2 separate regions of the Homo sapiens genome follow, and region 1 is linked to region 2. Evidence: read pairs that join two places in POLR2A ChIA-PET (ENCODE). Cell type or tissue: OCI-LY7. All regions are shown on one strand. Links, peaks and the distances in the headings refer to the core of each region. The heading gives the core; the rest is flanking DNA.

The links. ChIA-PET counts read pairs that join two places held together with the same protein. Peaks named below come from ENCODE experiments on the same cell type or tissue, not always from the same donor. Only the 100,000 strongest peaks of a DNase experiment are listed, where the experiment ranks them.
Region 1: POLR2A ChIA-PET joins it to region 2 with 5 read pairs; 9 of 35 experiments call an interaction of 5 or more read pairs at or near these places.

Annotation. Positions count from the first base shown.
Region 1 is chr7:44,126,101-44,129,012 of GRCh38, forward strand. No RefSeq gene overlaps it. Among named protein-coding and RNA genes, the nearest start is that of POLD2, 4.0 kb to the left of the region's middle. In OCI-LY7, for the core only: a CTCF peak has its summit at 2,451 (motif pointing right); DNase peaks (open chromatin) are centred at 1,251 and 1,841; H3K4me3 peaks cover 836 bases; H3K27ac peaks cover 1,285 bases.
Region 2 is chr7:44,035,002-44,037,913 of GRCh38, forward strand. It overlaps the pseudogene RASA4CP. Among named protein-coding and RNA genes, the nearest start is that of LINC00957, 2.6 kb to the right of the region's middle. RefSeq lists an enhancer at 1,383-1,882. In OCI-LY7, for the core only: no CTCF peak of the experiment used is centred there; a DNase peak (open chromatin) is centred at 1,592.

The DNA of each region.
Region 1 (2,912 bases), core at 200-2,699, 91 kb after region 2:
GCTGGTCTCCAACTCCTCAGGTGATCCGCCCATCTCAGCCTCCCAAAGTGCTGAGATTACAGGTGTGAGCCACTATGCCTGGCCTCTTTATTCAGCTTTGAGTCACTGTCTAGTATCCTTTCATTTCATCCTGAAAGGCTTTCTTTGGCTTTCTTTGCAGGGCAGATCTAGTGATAATGAACTCCCTCAGCTTGTGTTTATCTGGGAATGTCTTCATTTTCCCTTATTTTAAAATAATGGTTAAGTGAGATACAGATACAGGATTCTCAGCTGACAGATTTATTTTTTTCTTTTAGCACTTTGAATATATCAATCTACTGCCTTTTGGCCTCTGAGGTTTCTGATGAGATAGCTGATGATCTTTTTTTTCTTTTTCTTTTTCTTTTTTTTTTGAAACAAGGTCACACTCTGTCACCCAGGCTGGAGTGCAGTGGTGGCACGATCTTGGCTTGGTGCACCCTCCGCCTCCCAGGTTCAAGTGATTCTCCTGCTTCAGCCTCCCGAGTAGCTGGGATTACAGGCATGCACCACCATGCCTCACCAATCTTTGTATTTTTAATGGAGATGGGTTTTTGCCATGTTGGCCAGGCTGGTCTCAAACTCCTGACCTCAAGTGATCCACCTGCCTCGGCCTCCCAAAGTGCTAAGATTACAGGTGTGAGCCACCGTGCCCAGCCAAGATATCTGATAATCTTTTTGAAGATCCCTTGTATGTGATGAGTCACTTCTCTCTTGCAGCTTTTGATATTGTCTCCTTGTCTTTGGCTTTCAGCAGTTTGATTATGATGAATCTCAGTATGAGTATCTTTGAGTTTTTCCTACTTGGAGTTTGTCGAGATTTTTGAATGTTCATATTCATGTCATTCATCAAATTTGAGACATTTTCAGCCATTATTTCTCCTAATAATCTCTCTGGTCCTTCACTCTCTTTTCTTTCTGGAATTTCCACAATGGGTATTAGTCTGCTTGATGGTGTCCCGCAGGTCTCTTAGGCTCTGTTTATTTTTCTTCCATCTTTTTCCTTTCTGTTCCTCAAATTTGATAATTTCCCTGTCCAGTCTTCAAATTGCTGATTTTTTAAATAAATTTTATAATTTTTAAATTTTATATAAGTTTTTTTAAAGATAGGGTTTTTCTATGTTGCCCAGGCTGGTTTCAAACTCCTGGGCTCAAGCAATCCTCCTGCCTCAGCCTTCCAAAGTGCTGGATTATGAGCATGAGCCACTGCACCTGGCCAAGTTTGCTTACATCTGCCTTTGAAGCCCTCTAGGGAATTTATTGTATTCTTCAGCTTCATAATTTTTTGCTACCAAGAAAAAAAACTCCAAAAAGTTTTCTATCACTTTATTGGAATTTCCATTTGTTCCATCACTTTCTTGACTTTGTTCACATTTTCCTTTAGCTCTTCAAGCATCTTTAAGACAGTTGTTTTAAAGTATTTGTCTAGTAAGTCAGCCATCTGGTTTTCCTCTGGTATGGCTTCTGCTTATTTATTCTTTTCCTTTGAGTGGGTCTTAGTCTCCTATTTCTTTGTATGCCTTGTGATTTTTTTTTTGTTGTTGTTGTTGTTGTTGAAAACTGGACATTTGCATCTCATGATGTGGAAACTCTGGAAATCAGGTGCTTCCTCTTTCCCCAAGTTTGCTGGGTTTTTCATTTGTTTGTTTTTATTTTTTATTTTTAGAGCTAGTGTCTTGCTCTGTTGCTCAGGCTGGAGTGATGTGTTGAGTTTATTTTTGATTATGAGAAATGTAGCTCAGGACACCCGTGGGTATAAGACCAAGGTGGTGGCCATCCTCACATTGCAGGAAGGTGTACATTATTCAAGACAGGCTTGAAATGACACGTGGGCCCTGAATTTGGACTAACCCAGCTGCAGTTCAGTAGTGGGTGAAGGGCAGGTGTATCATTTGGTTGTGACAAATGTAAATGAAAGGCAGTTGATCTATTAGATATTGGGGATGCACAGAAATGGTGGGAGTTTGGAGGATCAGGTTTTGGGGCAGATGGGAAGTATGGTTGCTCTGGAGGGCCAAGAAACTGGAAGAACAGCAATCACCTTCTATCTGGGATTCTCTGATCTGCATACCAGTCCTAGGCTGGACCGTCCCCAGTGTTCCCACTGCTCTTGGATGATGCTCTCATGAAACAGAATCTGGGAGAGGTGGCCCAGCTGGCCAGACTTAGCTTGGGAGCCTGCTGCCTGTTATGTTGCTGAGAGTCTAGGTTCCTACACCCTGTAGGGTTGGTTACAGGAACTACCCTCCCACCAAACCCATACATAGTCCAAGAAAAGCAGTTCCCCATAGGAATCAGTGCTATTGAGAAGGGGACAGATACTGGGCTGGTAACTGATCCCTATTCACTTTCAGGCACCATCCACATAGGATGGAAGCAGACAGCTGCAGTTCCCAGAGGCCAGGCCAGGGCAGAAGCCAGAGTCTATGTACAGCCGCCTGGAGGTGGCACCGATGAGGGCAAGGTGGGCTGACTCAGAGGCTGGGACCCTGGCAGGTGCCAGGTCGACCCAAGCCAGGCAAAAACAAGGGTCTACTCTCTAGAGCCTGGGTTGAGGTGGGTGTGGGTCTTGATTGCAAGCCACAGAAACTAACTGGATACAACTCAAGCATAAAGTAGGTTTCATTACAAGGATACATCTCTGTGGGACCCAAGGACAGGAAGGTGGCCCCTTTCCTGTCTTTCCTTTGGCCTCAGGGAGGAAGCAGAGAGTTCAAGGGGGGTCCTGGGAGAAGCATGGTGGAGGTGTTGCTGACAGCAAAGGGAGCAGTGGGTTAGATAATATTCTATTTTGGAGCTGTGTGGCTCTTTGTGTCAGTGGCACATCCTAGGGGACATTCCACAGCTGGGAGGGGTGGGGCTGAAGTACCTTGGCAGATGGAAGGTTAGAGGCT
Region 2 (2,912 bases), core at 209-2,708:
CAGAGGGACAGGTCTGTGACTTCCTCCCCACAGGCCAGGACGGTCAAGCCTGGAAGAAACCAACCCCCCTCCAGCTGCAGGCTTCCTACTTGTCCCACATGTCCCTGCCCTAGATACACATCTGGGTCACCCTCCTACAAGGTCCCTGCTCGAATGCCACCCATCAGAGGTCCTCCCTGACCACTCTTTAATTAATTTACTAATTAATTAATTTATTTATTTTGAGATGGAGTCTTGCTCTGTCACCAGGCTGGAGTGCAGTGGCTCGATCTCAGCTCACTGCAACCTCCACCTCTCAGGTTCAAGTGATTCTCCTGCCTCAGCCCCCCAAGTAGCTGGGACTACAGGCACACGCCACCACGCCCAGCTAATTTTTGTATTCTCCCTGACCACTCTTAATAGGACAGACCGCTCCCTGCTATACCCCACTCTCTTCCCTCCCTTGCTCCCTTAGTCCCTTCTGGTTCCCTTCAAGTCACTATCACAATTTGCTTTTTTTTTTTTTTTTAAGAGACAGGGTCTCACTCTGTAGCCCAGGCTGGAGTGCAGTGGTGTGATCATAGTTCACTGCAGCCTCCAACTCCTGGGTTCAGGCTATCTTCCTGCCTCAGCCTCCCAAGTAGCTGGAATCACAGGTGCATGCCATCATGGCTGGCTACTTTTTTTTTTGTAGAGATGGGGTCTTGCTACATTGGCCAGGCTGTTCTCAAACTCCTGGCCTCCAGTGATCCTCCCACCTCAGCCTCCCAAAGTACTGGGACTACAGGCATGAGCCGACATTTGAAACATGTATTTATTGGCCCATCTTCTCCCTGGGATATCAGCTCCATGAGGGCAGGACTCTGCCTCATCTGTCACTGTATCCCCTCACCTAGAATCATGCCTGGAACCTAGGAGGTGCTCAGTAAGTATTTTTTAAATAAATGAATGAATGAGTTAATGAAGGAACAGATGAGAAGGTTACTTGAGAACATGCACCCAGAGCCACACAGAGCATAATGTTTGATTATTAGGCATTGATACAGACACAGAACCACACAGGTGCCAGCTCAGACTTTCTTTTTTAGAGAAAGGGTCTTGCTCTGTTGCCCCGGCTAGAATGCTGGGATTATCCGCGTGAACCAGCGTGCCTGGCCCCCATCTCAGTTATCTGGAAATAGTTTCCAACAAACGGGTGCAACGTGCAAATTTCACATCACGGGGATGCACCTGTCTGTGCACTGGCCCACACACAGACCTACACATGGATGCCCAGGGAAAGACATGGGCCATGGCCTCCTGGGGGCTCAGGCCCCTGGACAACACACACACACCTGTCCCTGACACCTCCCAGATTAGACACACCCTGCGGTGCCTGATGTAGCTGGTAGCGGGGCGAGAGGCTCAATCAACTCTTTTCTCATCCAGTCCACTCAGGCCCCTCCCACAGCACCCAGGCCACTCCCACAGAGCTCAGGCCACTCCCATAGCACCCAGGCCATTCCCACAGCACCCAGGGCATTCCCATAGCATCCAGGGCACTCCCACAGCACCCAGGCCACTCCCATAGAGCTCAGGCCACTCCCACAGGGCTCATGCCACTCCCACAGTACCCAGGCCACTCCCACAGCACCCAAGCCACTCCCACAGTGTTCAGGCCACTCCCACAGCACCCGCTCCCCTCCCCGCACCTTGCACTGCAGGTAGGCAGTCTGGGGCCTGCCGGCGTCGTCCGTGTAGATGACCTGCATGACGTGCGAGCTGCCAAAGTTCTTTTCCTCAACCTTTTCTGCTGCCCGGATGTTGGCTAACTTGATGAGGGCGCTTTTCTGGGGCAGTCAGGGAGGAGGAGGCTCAGGGACCTAGCCAGGGGCATTCCATTCCCCATCTCTGGGCCTCAGTCTCCCCTTCTGCAGCACCAGGGGTAGGCGTGGGAGACCCAGAGTGACCTCAGCCAGGGCAGAGCACAGACTGATGGTGACCAAGTGCCCAGCAACTGGGAGAGGAGGACCTGGCCTCTCTGGGGGGCACTCCCAGAAGGCCTCGGAGGTGTGAGCTTTGGGGTAGTGTCTGGACAGCCAGCATTCCCTGGGCTACAAAGTCAATCCAGCCGTGGCCAAGGCTTTGTGACTTTGCATTTATTAATTTTCCAACTTGCTTTTGTAGTCCCAAGCTCTAACAGTCATATCCTGACCGGGCGCAGTGGCTCACACATGTAATCCCAGCATTTTGGGAGGCCGAGGAAGGCGGATCACCTGAGGTTGGGAGTTCGAGACCAGCCTGACAAACATGGAGAAACTCCGTGTCTACTAAAAATACAAAATTAGCCGGGCATGGTGGTGCATGCCTGTAATCCCAGCTACTTGGGAGGCTGAGGCAGGAGAATCGCTTGAACCCGGGAGGCGGAGGTTGCGGTGAGCCAAGATCGCACCATTGCACTCTGGCCGGGGCAACAAAAGTGAAACTCCATCTCAAAAAAAAAAAAAAAAATGGGACCAGAATTAAATAATGCCCATGTAGTCAAATCTTTCAACCCTGGCAAGGAAGATGTATAATAATCATCTGAGTGCTTTGGGAGGCTGGGGCAGGAGGATTGCCTGAGGCCAGGAGTTTGAGAACAGCCTGGGCAGCATAGCAAGACCCCATCTCTGCAAAAAAAAAATGTTAAAGAAAATTAGCTGGGCTTGGTGGCACGTGCCTGTAGTCCCAGCTACTCAGGAGGCTGAGGCAGGAAGATTGCTTGAGCCCAGGAGTTTGAGGCTGCAGTCAGCTATGATCGCACCACTGCACTACAGTCTGGGTGACAGAGCAAGACCCTGTCTCAAAAAATAATTATCATCATCTGAGGGGTCTTTGGTCGGAAGGGGCGGGCCCCTCATCTGGTGGGACCCCTGAGCTGGTTGAGAACAGGGTGGGTGATGAGCTCCTTCACC